Regions from separate parts of the Homo sapiens genome. Here region 1 is linked to region 2. A link is a loop called in an ENCODE intact Hi-C map of the cell type or tissue named here. Cell type or tissue: GM12878. All regions are shown on one strand. Each heading gives the region's core, and the rest is flanking DNA. Links, peaks and the distances in the headings are about the cores only.

Region 1 (4,000 bases), core at 1-4,000, 650 kb after region 2:
CAGTCTCTTATATGTTAGTGCTCCAAAAATATCTGTTTAACTAAACTGAACCATCATAAAAGCAAGAAACTATGTTAAACTGTAGTTCTAGATTAGCAATATGTCAATTACCATCAAGAGGACCAAAATGTTTGAAAGTATCACCATATTCACATGACAATTCCATAAGAACTGCCATTATGTTTTATTCACCATGCCTCTCCATCCCTGATAGTCCCTCGCATCCACTAGAACCAAAAGTATTTACTGAATGAATGAATAGCATCAAAGTAAAAATAATATAAGGTGAAAGTCCTGAAATAATTAGTTTTGGTATGTGACACTTAAGAGACTGTGATTCAAAATTATTACAGAGTTTAGTATCCATCTTGGTATTACAGAGTTAGAACTAAGTCAAAAGACTAAGTACTCATTGTATGCCTAACACTAGAAACACTAAGATCTGTTAAGAAGAGAGGGGAAAGGTTAAGGTTAAATCTGCTCTTAAAAAAATAAAATAAAGAGATAAAGCCTACTGGAAAGACAATATAAAAAATATAGGAAATAAAGGAAGCATGGCTGAGAACTCTACAAGGAAAATATACAAATTAGGAGAAAAATCATTCAACCACAAAGAATAAATTGTGGAAGCCCAAAGTGGACACCAAAGGAGCAGAATGATCCTTAGATCCCTTAGTATTTCATAAAACTCTGACTTCAAAAGCATACTCAGATTAAACTTAAAGCTCTAGTAATTATTAGAGCCTGGGTACAAAGTCTTTTTCTTTTCAATACAAAACAAGAGATTATTATCAGCAGGCAAAGTACCAAAAAGGGGCACTAATTAGGATACTCCCTGACTGTTCCCTGTTTCCAAAGCAGGATGGTATATCATAAAACAACAAATTGAACAAATATGGAAAGAGTATCAAATGTAGATATAGTACCAATAAGTAGTGGAAAGGGCAGTGATTTTTGATTCAGAAACACAAGATGATAAGGTTTTGAATTCTGGCTTTCACAGACACATCCTAAATATGTGACTTGGGTACTTTGTTTAATTTCATCCAGTTGGTATCTTCAAATGCAAAATAAGCCTTATTATAACCTCTATACCGCAATGGGTTGCTAGAAAGACTAAAGGAGGGGAGGAGGGAACCTGTATTAACTACCTGGTACAGTACATAGAACATGGTAGGAATGTATGGCAATCTTAAACCAAAATTTAGCATGCTTTAAAAAAAGTATCAAGCCAACTTCCCCCAGCACCCATACTTATTTATACCTTGGATATCAGATAATTTAGTTATTAAGTCTCACTCTTTACATACCAAAGGATAGAAAAGATCCCAGAGGAAGGTTAGGAAAAAATGTGCCAGGAAGTTGGAAATGGTTCAATTCAGAAATGTCAATTTTTATTTGCTAAAGTACTCAGTAAAACAGTGATTCCCAGGCTCATGAATTTCATTCACCTGTAACATTTCAGAAACTACTGGAGAACATCGTAGGGTTGTCAGCCTTGTGAAAAGCCCATCAGGATGTTTGTTTGTTTATTTGTTTGTTTGTTTTTTGAGATGGAGTCTCACTCTGTCACCCAGGCTGGAGTGCAGTGGCACAATCTCGGCTCACTGCAACCTCTACCTCCCGGGTTCAGGCAATTCTCCTGCCTCAGCCTCCTGAGTAGCTGGGACTGCAGCCATGTGGCACCACTTCTGGCTAATTTTTGTATTTTTTATTAGAGACAGGGTTTCATCATGTTGGTTGGCCAGGTTGGTCTTGAACCTCCTGACCTCAGGTGATCTGCCCGCCTCAGCTTCCCAAAGTGCTGAGATTACAGGTGTGAGCCACTCCGCCTGGCCCCAGTCAGGAAATTTTTTAAAGAAATAGATTATAATCACCAATATTCTCTTAAAAGACAATACTAATACAAATAAGTAGGAAGTAAAAAATGTCATCACTAAGTGTAGTCCTCTAACTGAATAAATTTTAGCTTTAACTTACTTACATTAGCTCTTTTTCGTCCATTATCTTAAGACCATCCAAAACTTTAACATAGGATAGTAATTGAGAACCTCTGTTACAACTCAGCATTAACCATTTTTAAGGAACTTGGGAACAACTATTATAAAGAACTCAGAAAACAAACACAAAAAGTTTTTCTCTTCCAGGAACAAAAGAAAAACTGGTTCCTATTCAGGCCTAGGTGAGGAAACAGACATTTTCCATAAATATTCTGACTTGTTAAAATCTCACTACTCTAAGAGTTCTGGAATCAAAAAGTGAGACAAAGGCTCCCTCTGCTGACAAGTAGGCAGTACGATCCCATTAAAAATCTTCCCAATATTAATTGGATACTGCATAGGCTTTTACTATTCTCTATCAAAGACTGGCTTTATTTTATGCCTTAAAACAGGAATTCAGCTGCATCAGATATGAATGTGAAGGACATGTGTAACTATGTAACACTCCTTGTGTATTCCAATAGATATTTCTAAATCAGCTTTCAAAATTCTTGGTTTCTGCTCTATGCTCTAAAAGTTAACTGAGCTCCAATGTCATACAAGGAGGAAATTAAACAAGGAAGGCTAAAGAATTGAGACAGGTTTTAAGAGGGTTTGAGGAACAACGGTAGCAATCTATGAATACATTGATGACCTTTTCTAACAGAAGTCCAATGAAATTAACAGAACCAAATGAAAGACTTCCGAATTAACAGTAATAGCCATTTACAACGTGGTCCATACATTATTAGCACATCCAACTATTCTATAACTTGGGAACGTCAAGAATTATTGTCCTCATTTACTGTGGAGAGACCTAAGGCTCAAGAAAGTTCAAATGATTTATTAAAGGACACACAGCTGGTAAGTAGCAGGGCCAGAACTCAACACTACGTCTTCTAACCTTCCTACTGTTTCTCCAACTGAATGTTATGCATAGTGTAGGTACCTAATGACATAATTTCTAAATTCCTTTCTGATTCCAAATTTAACATGGTCTATCATTACCATAGCATTTTATATGCTTATAAGTAACATCTAATTTAAATATAAAATGTTAAATATTTCACTTTAGCAGACAAAACTTGATGCTGAATTCTTTGTTAATTGCTTGCAAATGTAAATAAAATCAAACAATAAGTAGGGGACAAGTAGAGGAGGAGAATAGCATATAAGACCCTGATTCTCAGACTAAAATTACTGTATAAAATGTTTGTTCAAAGCAGTACTTTTAAGTACATCAATATGCTGCAAAAAAAAAGTAAATAAAATTTAGAAGCTAAAAACTAAGTAAAAGTGTGAACCCCATAAAGGTAAAAAGAGCTGTTGGGCATTTTCCTAAATCAGACAACCATAAGCTTCAGTTTTCCTGCTCTCAAATGAGATACAGTAAAGGAGAAAAAACTTGTGGACCACCTTTTGTGGAGAATCTAGTAGATCCTCATATTGACTTTATCTCCCCAGTACAAAGCAAAGACCACAAAGAGCTCTACCTCTACTGTAAGGAGAACTTGTAAATAGCATTCCCCCTCAAGCCCAGGAGAAAGCAAAATAAAGTACACATCTCAAAACCTGGAACCAGATGAAGGAAAAAAAAATCTATCCTAGGAATTCATAAACCCCAAACTGATTTTAATGTGGGTTTGCAGACTAAATTCATTCTATTGGACGACCCAAGAAACCTCAGTCTGTGATTTTAGTATAAAGTGATACTGGGTTGGAAGTACCACCAAACATCTGACAAAAGATTACTCAAATCTTTGAAGAAAGACACCAATCATTCCCATTGATAATGTTCAAAAGAATATGACCTCAAAGTCAAAGTTACAATACACAAAAAATTGAAGGTAACATGACCAAGAAACAGCAAAAATAATAGAGAATGAGATGAAAACTGCAAAGACTTCGTGTACTGAAATTGACAGAAAATATAAAAATATTACACTTTCTGTTTAAGGAAATAAAAGCAGGTATTAAAAATGATTAAGAGACCTTATCAATGACCAAGCGAAATTTTTAAA
Region 2 (12,526 bases), core at 3,852-7,851:
TGAGGAAAGGACCACTGAATATTTTAGATATGATGCAAATTAAAATTACAGAGATGGTGAAATAAGTACTCAAATATTTATCGAACTAAACTGGTACCAAGAAAACAAGTTGTAACACCATAAAAAGCAGACCACAACTTAGCTCACTGGTTAAACTGAATTTATTCTGAAGTCACTCGGCTAAAACCTTGAAGAACTGCACTTCTCTTCTAGGCTTTGCTACAGGTTCGCTTAGTTTCAGAGAGAGGTGGACACCATTGAGGCTGGTGAGAAGTCCTCTAGATTCTGCCTGAGGCTTTAATGCCATTCCAAAAAATAAGAGACTCAGAAATGACATTTTTTGGAGGAGATAGGAGGGAGTAGGGACAATGATAAAAGCATCATCCCCATGATATTGTATAATTTATATAAATGATAATTATTAAAATTAAATTATTAAATCATTAGCCTGATCTTTTCTTACTTAATCATTTTTCTTCATTCTTTGTAGCCTTAAGATTCTTTTCATATAATTGTACTCATTACAGAGTTTATTTCTAAAGCAGGGCATTTTGATGAGGATGATAGGAAAGTGACATTTTTAAACACAGTTTCATGGAAATAACAAAATTACTATTTTTTTAAATTAATATTGTAATAAATAAAGCCACCTTCACTCTTTCCCTGGCCCTGACCCCATCTCAATCCCTGCCTCAAGGACAATGGTATGCTGTGAGTAATGGGGTAATGTTTGCTGTTTCACACAGTACTCATTCATTTCAATGTCCATGAGCCAAACTAACTGGTTTGGAGTGTCAAAAATTCTCTAGTTATACAACTAAAATAAAATGAAGTTACATAGTTAAAACAAAGATTTTAACAATTCCCATCAAAACATCCAAAATATTTCTATGTACTGATTCATCTTCAGGGGCTTGCTGAATACATAAGTCATTTTGATATTAGAAGTTATAAAAATCAGATGTAAATTTGGCTTCATTGTCAGGGAGGCACCAGTGTTGCCAATTCATAGATAATGATCTTTGAAAAAGAGTTCTCTTCTCCACATTCCATCCAGAAGTCACTCCCCAAAACAAGCTTACCTAATCACCAGCTTCATTGGCACCAAAGCTGCAGCCCCATCTATCCGAAGTGAGGGATGGCCAAGGAGATCTCAAGACCAACCCAGGGAACCAGAATATTAAGCTAATGCCTCACTCCTATTGTTCTAGGTTTCACTAGCTCTTCTACTTTAAGCTCTCCTGCTTCAAGACTTTAAGTTGATCTCATTGGAGTAAACATCAACAGAGGAGGGAATAATCAACGTTACTGCAGAATTAGCATTCAAGATTATCTATAGACTCAGAAACAGTTCAACTTTACTTACGTAGGGAGGTATACTACCAGGTTGATATTTAACATGTATGGCTGCTCTGGCAGAGACTCCCGGCTGTCTCCCAACATCTAGTCTTTCCTTCTTTCTCAAGATAGAACCCCCCAGTTTGTGCAGTGTATGTGGCTCTCAGCAATAAAGATCATTTTTCTTAGTCTTTCATACAGGTAGTAGTGATCCCATGACTAACTTCTGGCCAATGGGATAGAAATGGAGAAATGTCACTAAAGGAAGGACATGCTCTTTCTTCTTCTCTTCCTCCAATCTGATGGCTGGAATACAGACATGATAATGTAAGTAAGGCTCCAGCAAAATCTTTCCCCTGGGGATACCTTGGGAAAAATGCCTCTGGGAAATGGCAAACAAGAAATGAGATTAGACTCTGACACCATGGAGTGCAATGGAAGCCTGGGCTGATGCCTCTGGCTTTCCTGAATGTGAGGGGAAAAGTAACACCTACATTGTTTTAATGCTTGTTAGTGTGTGTGTGTGTGTGTGTGTGTGTGTGTGTGTGTGTTTTGTTACTTGGCAGCTAAACCTGAAATCATCTGAAGCATTTAGCACATACCAAAGACAAGAAATAAGTGCTCAGTAAATAGTTACCTGTGTTAATTAATTAATATATTTTTGTATTTATTAATGTTTCAAGCACTTTCAGAGCCAAGAAAAATATCTTATAAGATATAAGTATCTTATGTAATTTACATCTATCTTATAAAATTTAGGGGGACTTCCAATGTTCTTTATTTAAAAAAAAAAAACAACTTTCAGATATCTGTACAACCATGTTCATAGCAGCATTATTCGTGGTAGCCAAAATGTGGAAGCAACCCAAGTGTCCCCCTCAAGGGATAAATGAGTAACAACATGTGGTGAGGATATACTATGAAATATTATTCAGCCTTAAAAAGGAAGGAAATCCTGATACATACTACAACATTGATGAAACTTAAGGACATTATGCTAAGTGAAATAAGCCAATCACCAAAAGACAAATACTGTGTGATTCTACTTATATGAGGCACCTACAGTAGCAAATTCAGAGGCAAAAAGAAGAAAGGTCGTTGCCAGGAACTGCAGGGAGGGAGGAATGGGGAATTGTCTAATGGGCAGAGTTTTAGTTTTGCAAGATGAAAAGAGTTCTGGAGATTGATTGCAAAATCATGTGAAAGTATTAAACAGTACTAATTGTATGCTTAAAAACAGTTAAGATGGGCCGGGTGACATTCTAATGATTTGAGGCCAGTTAATTAACTTTGTGAGCCTCAATTTTCCCACCCAATAAGATGAGATAGTATCACCTCTGCTTGCTTGTCAGGGATGAATATGAAATTATTTTATATAATGTTGTATTTTAGAAGGTAACAAAACTAGAGACTTCTAGATATTAAAGAACCCTCAAAAAGCATCTAATCCAACTTCTCCATTTACAGATAATCCTACTGAAATTCAAATAAAGTAAGAACTTGCCCAAAGCTGTGGTGTGTATGAATTTTTTTCCAGGAGAGCATGCACCTTCTTTAGGAAACATTCCTCAAAATATGTGGTCTTAGTGAACTCTGCCAATCATTATACTCCCCATTCCCAAACACACTTCCAGCAAACACAGAAGTCGTAAGGTCCATGCTGGGCCAATCACAGCCTCTCATCTCTCTGACCACATTTATTGTTCCAGGATTTGGAATGTGACCTCAGCTCTTCCCCTGGATTTTTAAAACTTGAGTTGAGGAGTTTTCCTCTCTTCCTGAAGTCTGCCACATGGGTGACCCTGAGTAAATGTTGGTCAGCATAGATATTATTGACAATAATAATAATATTGCAAAATCAATACAGCCAACATCTAGGTACTATAGCATCTGTTATAAGCAATGCCTCCACCTAAAGGACTAAGGCTATATGTAGACATTTTTTAGGCACTAGAACGAGAACTGCAGAGGAAGAAAGAGAACAGGAAAGGCTGGCCTTGCTGGATCCCTGAGATCACAGGGCATGGATGTCAGCAGCCTCTTTCTCCATGCTGGAGCCTGCCCTTATCTTCACAGTCTGTGTCAGCCTTTGCTAGGCAAACCTAGCAATCAGTCCTAAGGCCCTTCAGTTCAATACATACACACTTATTGAAAACTACTGCGTGCCTGCAGGTACTTTATTCCCATTAAATTTGCCATACATTCATTTTGTTCACATTAAAGTCCCACAGTTTCCACTTCTCTAATTTGAGACGTTATATTCTCTAAAACATAGAAGGCAGCCATTTATGTTTTTAAAATAGCCTTTAACCATTTAAATGTACATATATTTTTTATTTGTGTAAATGGAAAGGAGTTGGGGAGAACCCAACACCTTTGCTGAATATTTTAACTGATGGAGGGAAAAAATCAATTTCATGAGAAGGATCTCGTTCTGTTGCATTTCTCATCCCCAGTGAGGTTTATGATGGAAATAATGGCTGGGCATTAGCTATTGTAGTGCGAACAGACGCAATTAAATGGGCCCCAGACAAAACAAACAAGTAAATAGCAGCCTATTTGTGGGTCACTTTATTCTTCACTGCTACCAATAGCTTTTGTTCTTTGGGCATCATAATAAGTGTTTGCTCTGTACCATCTGTGAATGTGTTACTTTTTGCCCGTGAACATCTGGAGACTGATAAGTGTAAGCATTAATGAACCCCCAAAATCTAGGTGATATGGGATTGCCGTCTTGGTTTTAAAGTGGGCCACAGGGTCTCCTCATCTAGTCTTCTGTGCAGTTAATTCCCTCAGGGGCAAAAGAGTGGGCTTGAAAAACCTGAAAAATTGGAAGTTTAATTTTGACAACTTGTTGTTAGTATAGTCATTACTTTCCCTTATAGTTTGGAAAGTAATTCTCATGGTGCCTAAATTACTCTTTGATTGAAGGCGAAATTCCTTCAAGCCACAGAGTTCTTAAAGATAACACGTGGTAATCCAGCCTAGATGAAAGAATAGAATGTTCTGGTGACTTCAATGTCCTAATGGGTTAAAAAAAGGTTGTTTTATATTAAGTTCAGGGGTACACGTGCAAGTTTGTTACATAGGTAAACTTATGTCATGGGGGTTTGTTGTACAGATTATTTCATCATCCAGGTATTACGCCTAGTACTCATTAGTTATTTTTCCTGATCCTCTCCCTCCTCCCACCCTCCAACCTCCGATAGGCCCCATTGTATGTTGTCCCCATGTATGCATCCATGTGTTCTCATCATTTAGCTCCCACTTACAAGGGAGAATATGTGGTATTTGCTTTTTTGTTCCTCTGTTACTTTGCTAAGGATAATGGCCTCCAGCTCCATCCAGGTCCCTGCAAAGGACATGATCTCATTCTTGTTTATGGCTGCATAGTATTCCATGGTGTATATGTGCCACATTTTCTTTATCTAGTTTATCATTGATGGGCATTTAGGTTGATTCCATGTCTTTGCTATCATGACATATGCAAGCGGAATATATAGTTTACTGACTTTCAAAGCATTAGAAAACAATAAAATATAATTAATAATAAAGCATAATTTAATTGCTTGCACAGTTAATTAATATGCAAACCAATTAAAATTTATTTTGATGATTCAAAAGAACTTCAAGATCTTCTAGCTCCTTGAAACTCAAAATGTATTTCCTGAACCAGGAGCATCTACATCACTGGGGAGACTGCAGAATCTCAGACCCCATTCCAGACTGGTTGAATCCAAATCGGCATTTTAACAAGATTCCTGGGTTGTTGGTATGTACTTTAAAGCTTGAGAAGCACTGCTACTACCGTAGGATGGTCAATTTGTAGTACAAGTGTGCCCAGATGTCAATTAATTAATAGAGAGTTTGAGTTAGTAAGAGCCAGAAAGGGCACCTTGTTTGGTATTTTTATCTCCAACACCAATCCATTCAAGTTGGCTTGAATAAATAAAAAGTAATGTACTAATTGACAAAGATTTAGGCCCTGGCATAGAAGAAGCTGACTCACTTATGTAAGTGACTATATCTGCTAAAACATCTTCATTAGAAATGTCTCAGCTTTTAAAGCAAGAGGTCAAGGTAAGAGGCATTTACCATGTGCAAAGATCGTGTTTGGTCAACTTAATTATGTGTGCTTTTATACTTAGGAAAGATAGAAAAATAATTTAAGTCAGGTAGTGTGTTCTGACATATACAGACCTCAGAATTGGAGTGGCCCAGGCTCTAAACAATTGTGTATTGGATTCTTTAACCTCCCTTGTAGCGTGGATGACAATATTGATGATATCTATTTTGTGGACTAAATGCAATAACGTATGCCAAACCACTAACTCATCACCCAGCACGTGGTGACATGTCGATGTGCACTTTCTCTTCTGGGTGTGGAACTTGGTCTTATTTTCTTTCTTTATCCCCCTCTTTTAGAAATAATGTTTAGAAATGTGTCCCAGAACTGTTGTGTCTAGGGGCAGGTGCATTCAAAGCCTGTGAGAGAAAGGAGCTAATGGCATGGCTGGTGAGGAACGTATTGGTCCTGCTCTTCCTGCCCAGCACCCAGACTCCCGAGAGACACGAGGGCGGCGCGCTCTGCCTCGCAGACCCTGTAGGTGGCAGCACTGGGACCGCCAGAGAAGCACAGCCCCGGTTGCAGCAACTCAAGAAGAGCCTGCTGTGCCCCTGACAGTGGTTAAGCCGGGGTCATCTGCCTGAAAGTGCAAATTTTGCTCCCACGCATATAAAAACTGTGCTTTCCAGTTCCTGGAAAGCTATCCTCTCCCCTTCCCTTCCAGCTTAACTCCTCTGCATTTTTTAGCATTTCTATGGCTTCTTTCCCAGCTGTCACCCAAACTGGAGTGCAGTGCTGCAATCATAGCTCACTGCAGCCTGGAACTCCTGGGCTCCAGTAATCCTCCCACCTCGACCTCCCAAAGCACTGGGATTACAGGCTTGAGCCGCAGTACTGGGCTATCAATTCCTTTAGATTCACTCCCAAATATTGTAAATGGTCTTTTGATAGTTGCTGCTTCTTCCCACCTTAGAGTACTCCTGCCCGTACCCCACTGTAAACTGGTAGGTCAAGGCAGGTGTACAAATAATTGTTGGTTAGTAATAATAATTATAAACCTATATGCAGTAAGTGTCTTGCACAGTTCTAAGCACTTTGGGTACCTTAGCTCACTAAGTCTTTAAAACCAGACCGTGAGGCAGGTGGTATGTCAGTAACTTGCACAAACTCAAACAGTAAGCCAGGGTTCCAAACCAGGCAGCCTGATTCCTGAAGTGCCCCTCAAGGGAAGGTTATCAAAGGGGTCGGGGAGAGGAAGCCATCATGTAATTGCCTGCAAATTGAAGAGATCTCAAGGAGAAAATATATCTCTACCTTTCTGGAGAGTTCCTTAAATGCAGACAGTAACTCTACTGGTCCACAAATAATCAAACTACTGGGCTCTGCAATGGCATCATTTGGGCTTTCATCAAGGCAGTAAGACGGTAGAAGGCTTTGGGTCTGGAAACAAAGTAGGGGGGGTCTCATGCAGAAATGCATGTGGAAAGAAAAAAGAGTCCTATCAAGTCATGAGAAAAGCCACATCCAGCCAGATTAACATCAAGGCCTAATCTAGGTGTCAGTTCTGTCATCTATCTCATTACGCTGCCAAAGGAAGCTGGCTTTCCTTTCTTCCCTCCAGGAGACTTAAAACAGTGGTATAGTGAAGGCAAATACATTTTTAATGGGCTTTGCCCATTAAAAAACAAACACCTTGATTCCGATTTTTATTTTTGTGCTTACTTGAAGGCATGCAACTTAACCAGCAATAAACAAGCTAGAGCTGTTTGCACGATGCCCAGCACGCTGTGAGAGCTCCACCGGGGTTTTTGTAGTAAGACTTCTAAGTGTTTCCCTTTCCAGCCTCTATCTGGTCTCATCAGAGAGACTCCACTCCCCTACCTCCTGTTAGACTAACCACGCTGAAGTAGAGCCACATGGTGTAACTCCCTTGCTCACAAACCCTCTGTAGCTCCTACTGCCTAGAAAAGAACATTTAAACCCTTTAAGCTGGCAGAATTGGCCTCACATCTGTCTCCCATTGCCTTCCCACAGCCTATGCTTCAGCCAAGCTATATCACCTGCGGCTGCCCCATGTCTGCTCCAGGACTTTCTGCTCTTAGGATTCACTTTTGCGGTTTCCTCTGCCTAGTTTTGAGATGGCCAATACTGTAACAAACAGCCACACGTGACTTTATGCATTAAAATTAAATTTTAACTTCTCTCCTCCACCACACTAGCCACACTTTAAGTGCTCAGTGGCCACATTTTGGATAGTGCAGATTTTTGCACATTTCCATCATGGCAGAAAATTTAGTGAGACTGTACTGGCCTCTGGGGGATGTCTAAATCCTAACTACCCTGAGGGAACAGTCCAAATGTCACTAATGCAACAACACTACTTCTGTGCCTCTTGAGCTACAAGTTTCCGTTCCCAAAGCAGCTGCCAGTCATGACTCACTCAGCTAACTGCCTACCACTAAGGCACCTGCTGTCCCAGGCCACGTGTCTCTCCAAGTTAAGCACCTCTTTGATTTCTGAGCCACGTGCGATATGGGTAGGTATGGAGGCTAGAAGGTCCAGGAAGTAGGAAATTCCATTTTCTTGCTTTGCTCTCACATTAGTTTGGAACACCTATTATGTATGTCTTAGGCACCATTTCAGGCACTTTACATACATTATCTCATTTGGCCCCCTCAACTCTATAAAGTAGATATTATTATCCCTATCTTACATATAAGAAAACTGAAACACACTGTGGCGAAGTAACTTGCCCAAGATCACCCACCAAGAAATAATCAAATCAAATGCAGAAGCCAGATCTCTGTGACTCAAAGTTGGGGCTTGTTCCATACACAGGCAGCCTGCCACCAAGCCTGTTGGATGACGTTGTCTTCATCACTTTGAAGCTAATAACATGATTTCTGGCAGAGCTTGGAAGTGGGGGTGTGGAGCTGAGGAGGGGTGGATATCCTGAACAAAGGACAAGAGCGTTGTGAGTAGAACTTCCTGAGCCTTTCATTCATGCAAATGTGTTACCTCATTGTCATCCGACTTCTTAACTCTATAAGGTCTCAGAAGAATAAGTCATGTGTGTGCTTGTTTATGTGTGAGGACGTGTAGTCTTAGTACAGGTATGCAGGGTACAGGGAAAAGCATTAGGGGACATGAAACATACAATAAAAAGATTAAACAAAAGTCTTCAATATTTCTACATTGATGTCTCAAAACATTTTGCAGTATTAGGTATATTAGGCAGAGCCATATGAATCGACCATATTTGTAAAAAAAAGAAAGAAAGAAAGTAGAATATTGGCAATATCCAATGATTCAACCCAATAGGTTTTATTATGAAAACAATGATTATTTTGGGATCTAGACCCGAATTTAACACAATCCAAGAATGAAGTCTTTAAAACCCCTGTCAGGTATGTCTCAGGTACAGAAGTGGGACCTTCTGCCTGGAACCCTCATCTGAACTTGGAAGCAGGGTGACCAGGTGACCCTCTGAGCCTTCAAAACTCTATAGGAGCCATACATAATCTAAGCAGAGATCTAAATCCCCTCAAGGAGACTGAGAGGTGGAGACCTGAGGAGAGAACATTAACACATTTAAAGAAAGAATATGAAGATCAGAAGAAGAGGAGGGTCTTGGTAGATCCTAGAATCTTGAAAAAGGAGAATCACAGCCTGAGCCAGGACAGAAGCTGGTCTTGTGCTCTGGGATGCAGGGAGAGCTCGCCTGGCAGAGATAGATGAACCAGGCTAGGGGGCCATTCAGGTAACCCAACTCAGCCTGATTCCTTAATCACAGATAACTCAGCTTCTCTTACAGATTTTTCTTCAGGGGAAGGAATTCCTGTGCTCGGCTAGCCTTCCCTAAAAAGTGCAGCAATTTTGTTAAGGTTGTACAGAACAAGGCAATTCCTGCCCCAGTTTCCCACTCCTGGAGCAAGTTTTCTTCCTCCTCCGACAATGGTACAATCAGAAAGGTCAAAATGAAAGTTGGTTCTACTTTTGTGAGAACCCGGTGTAGAGCCAGAGAAACCAAACATGTTTAGTTGAGTACAGAATTCTTATGTCAATACCAGGATCTAGTACCCTGTGACATTTTTCTTCATATTAAACTGATGCCCGCAGTTTAATGAACACATTTAAGCATCACTACAAGCCAAGCTACCTTGAAATGTTGTTAACAGCCCATATCAAAGACAAAAATGAAAGCGAAGAAAAGTTTACTCTTGTAAATATACATGGTCATATATCTTCTCATACAAATGGGTTACTTCTGACCTACAAAAAGCAACTCACCTTAAGATTTAAGTGTAGGTAGAATTTTTTAAATAGTGTATGGATTTATTTTAGTTATCTTTACAGAAAGACATTGAAGTCTTGCAAGAAAGATCTCCATAGGCTCAAATCCGTTTGCTTTGTGATAAATTGGCATTGAAATGTTGAACTAATGTTTCAATATTTTTGTTTAATACTTTTAAAACCTTAGTAGCCAAATCATCTCATCTTCGGAATTTTCTAAAAATCTAGAAACCTTAGGGTTTAAATAATGTGTTTCTGTTACATATTTCTTACACTCAACTGTGATTTTTGCAATTACATTTTTAAAAATATTCGTGGGAGAGCCTAGAAGCAGACTTAATCACCCAACCATATTCAGAGCCAAAGAACAGGTTATTTTTTAATTTAAGATGTTGAGACAGACCTGTTATGAAAATACGCAAAAGGGTTCTCATTGTTTTTCAGGAAAATGTAAATAAAGGGGCCCAGTGGCTTATGTTTTTTATAATCCTTAACTCCAAAAAAATCAAAATGCAAGAGAATGTTTGAAGTCTGGTTAATATTCAAAAATAAACTCTGAACAGTATGGTCTTTCTCTGAAAGATGAAGAAAATGAATTCCAAGGAAGGGAGCTGACTTCCCCAGTAATTCCTTAGCATAGTCTAGCAGGTATCACCATCATTAACTAAATTACCTGATGGCTTCTGGTCCCCAGGCTCTGCCTCCACCCTGGGCCATGCCTCAGCCTCCTCCTCACTCTCTTAGGCTCGTCTATATTTGCAAACCAGTAAGCCAAAGATTGCTGCTGATGCTGCTGATGGTGAGACCACGGGTAATAGTCAGTGGACCAGAAATGAAGCAGGAACTCCTGCTTCCCTCTGCTCCTCTCCTTGAACACTTCTGGCCTCAGCACTTAGCACTGTCTGCACAGTAAGATTGTGATGTATTGTCCCAAGGGGTAGGGACAATAATTCAGATAACTTTTAATCTTCCTGCACTAAAACTGCAGTTGTCTCACAATCCCATTGAAAACAAAAATGAAAAAAAAAAAAAGAAAAAAAATTTTGAAGCCTGAATACCGGTGGACTTTGGGCATGGTGAATACCCTTAATTTTTCCAGCCTCCTGGCAATTTGAAGAGATAATGTGGATAAAGTTCATTAAATAAGCAAATCTGCTACGATTGTTTTTATTGGATGCAAGTGAGTGTGTGTGTGTACACAGTTGTAGAAAATGAGCAGGACCAGCGTTTTGGTGTTGTGATCTGTGCAGTCACAGGGCCCTCATCTTGGTTTACTGCTTTACCGCTGCTGTGTTGATATTCTTGATAACTTTGAACAAGAGGCCATCCCCACATTTTCTTTTTGCACCAGGTCCTGCAAATTATATAGCCAGTCCTGAAAATGAGAGTCTCCCCTTGGTTCTTGGGGGCCTTCTAAACCAACAAGTAGAAGACCCAGGCCTTATTATTCCTGCATCCTTTGACTTCAGCTGGATTTTTACTCACGGCATTTATTACTAGCATGTTCTCAAGCTAGAAAAGGGCAGCACAGTGGCAATGTTGTCAAACAAAACCGTTGATGATGCAGTGATTGTACAGGAGTTATTTGCATTAAGATAAAATATTAGCAGGGCCAGGTGCCCTGGCTCATGCCTGTAATCCCAGCACTTCAAGAGGCCAAGGCGGGCAGACTGCTTGAGGTTAGGAGTTTGAGATCAGCCTGGGCTACATGGCTAAAACCTGTCTCTATTAAAAATACAAAAAAATAGCCAGGTGTGGTTGTACATGCCTGTAGTCCCAGCTACTCAGGAGGCTGAGGCAGGAGAATCACCTGAGCCCGGGAAGTCAAGGTTGCAATGAGCTGTGATCGTGCCACTGCACTCCAGCCTGGGCAATGGAAGTGAGACACTGTCTCCCCCCACCAAAAAAAAGATAAAAAAAGATAAAATATTAGCAAACAGCTAAGTGAGTTATTTCTATGTTCTGTGGTCAATTCCACCTTAAACTTGCGGCTCTATTATATGCTAGGTACTGTTTTAGGTACTGGAAACACAACAATGAGCAAAAGAGATAACAATCCTTGCTCTAATGGGGCTTATATTCTAGTTGGGAGAAATACACGATAAATTAAGCCTTATAAATTAAAAAAAAGTGACCAACTGCCGAAAATTAAAGCAGAAAAGAGGCAGTGGAAACTATTTTAAATAGGGTGGTCAGGGAAGAACTCATTGAGGGGATGGCATTTGAGGCAAGCCTGGAGGGAAGTAAAGGCACAAGCTGTACATTCTCTGGCTGAGAAACAGAAAGTGTAAAGGTTCTAAGGCAGGTGTGTGCTATTTGAGGAATAGCAAAAAGGGAAAGAGAAGAAGAAAGAGGAAAAAAAGATGAAGGTATGCATGTACTAAGAGTCCCATCTTGCACAGACTCGTAGGCCACAGTTAAAAACTTGTAGGCCAAGTTTTGTAACGAGAGTTTATAAAAACTGTTAGAAGGGAAGTGATTGAAGGGTTTGGAGTCTGGGATTGATGACATGGCAAGATTTAACAAGATTATTCTGGCTCCTGTGTGCAGAGGTACAAGACAGCTAGGATGAAATCAGGGGACCAGACAGGAGAGTACCAGGTGATTGGCAGGGGAGGTGGTAAGAAATGGCTAGATTTGGGGTTTATTTGGAAGGTAGAGCCAATCGAATTTGCTGAAAGATAACCACAAACAATAGCAACCACAAGAAAAATAATAAGATCTTTGACCATGTCCTTCAACTAGCGTAACCTCTGGCAGGCTTGGCTATCAGTGTTATCTCAGTCCATCTTCACAGTAACCCTGCGTAAGAATTATCATCTGCATATT

The links. A loop is a pair of places that touch in the nucleus more often than their neighbours do. Peaks named below come from ENCODE experiments on the same cell type or tissue, not always from the same donor. Only the 100,000 strongest peaks of a DNase experiment are listed, where the experiment ranks them.
Region 1: a loop joins it to region 2, with 7 times the contacts of the local background. A loop is called at or near these places in 23 of 110 quality-filtered maps.

Annotation. Positions count from the first base shown.
Region 1 is chr7:33,241,780-33,245,779 of GRCh38, reverse strand. All of the region lies in intron 5 of BBS9 (Bardet-Biedl syndrome 9), which reads right to left. Among named protein-coding and RNA genes, the nearest start is that of BBS9, 110 kb to the right of the region's middle. In GM12878, for the core only: a CTCF peak has its summit at 2,273 (motif pointing left); no DNase peak of the experiment used is centred there.
Region 2 is chr7:33,888,904-33,901,429 of GRCh38, reverse strand. No RefSeq gene overlaps it. Among named protein-coding and RNA genes, the nearest start is that of BMPER, 10 kb to the left of the region's middle. RefSeq lists an enhancer at 5,853-5,902. In GM12878, for the core only: a CTCF peak has its summit at 5,925 (motif pointing right); a DNase peak (open chromatin) is centred at 5,897.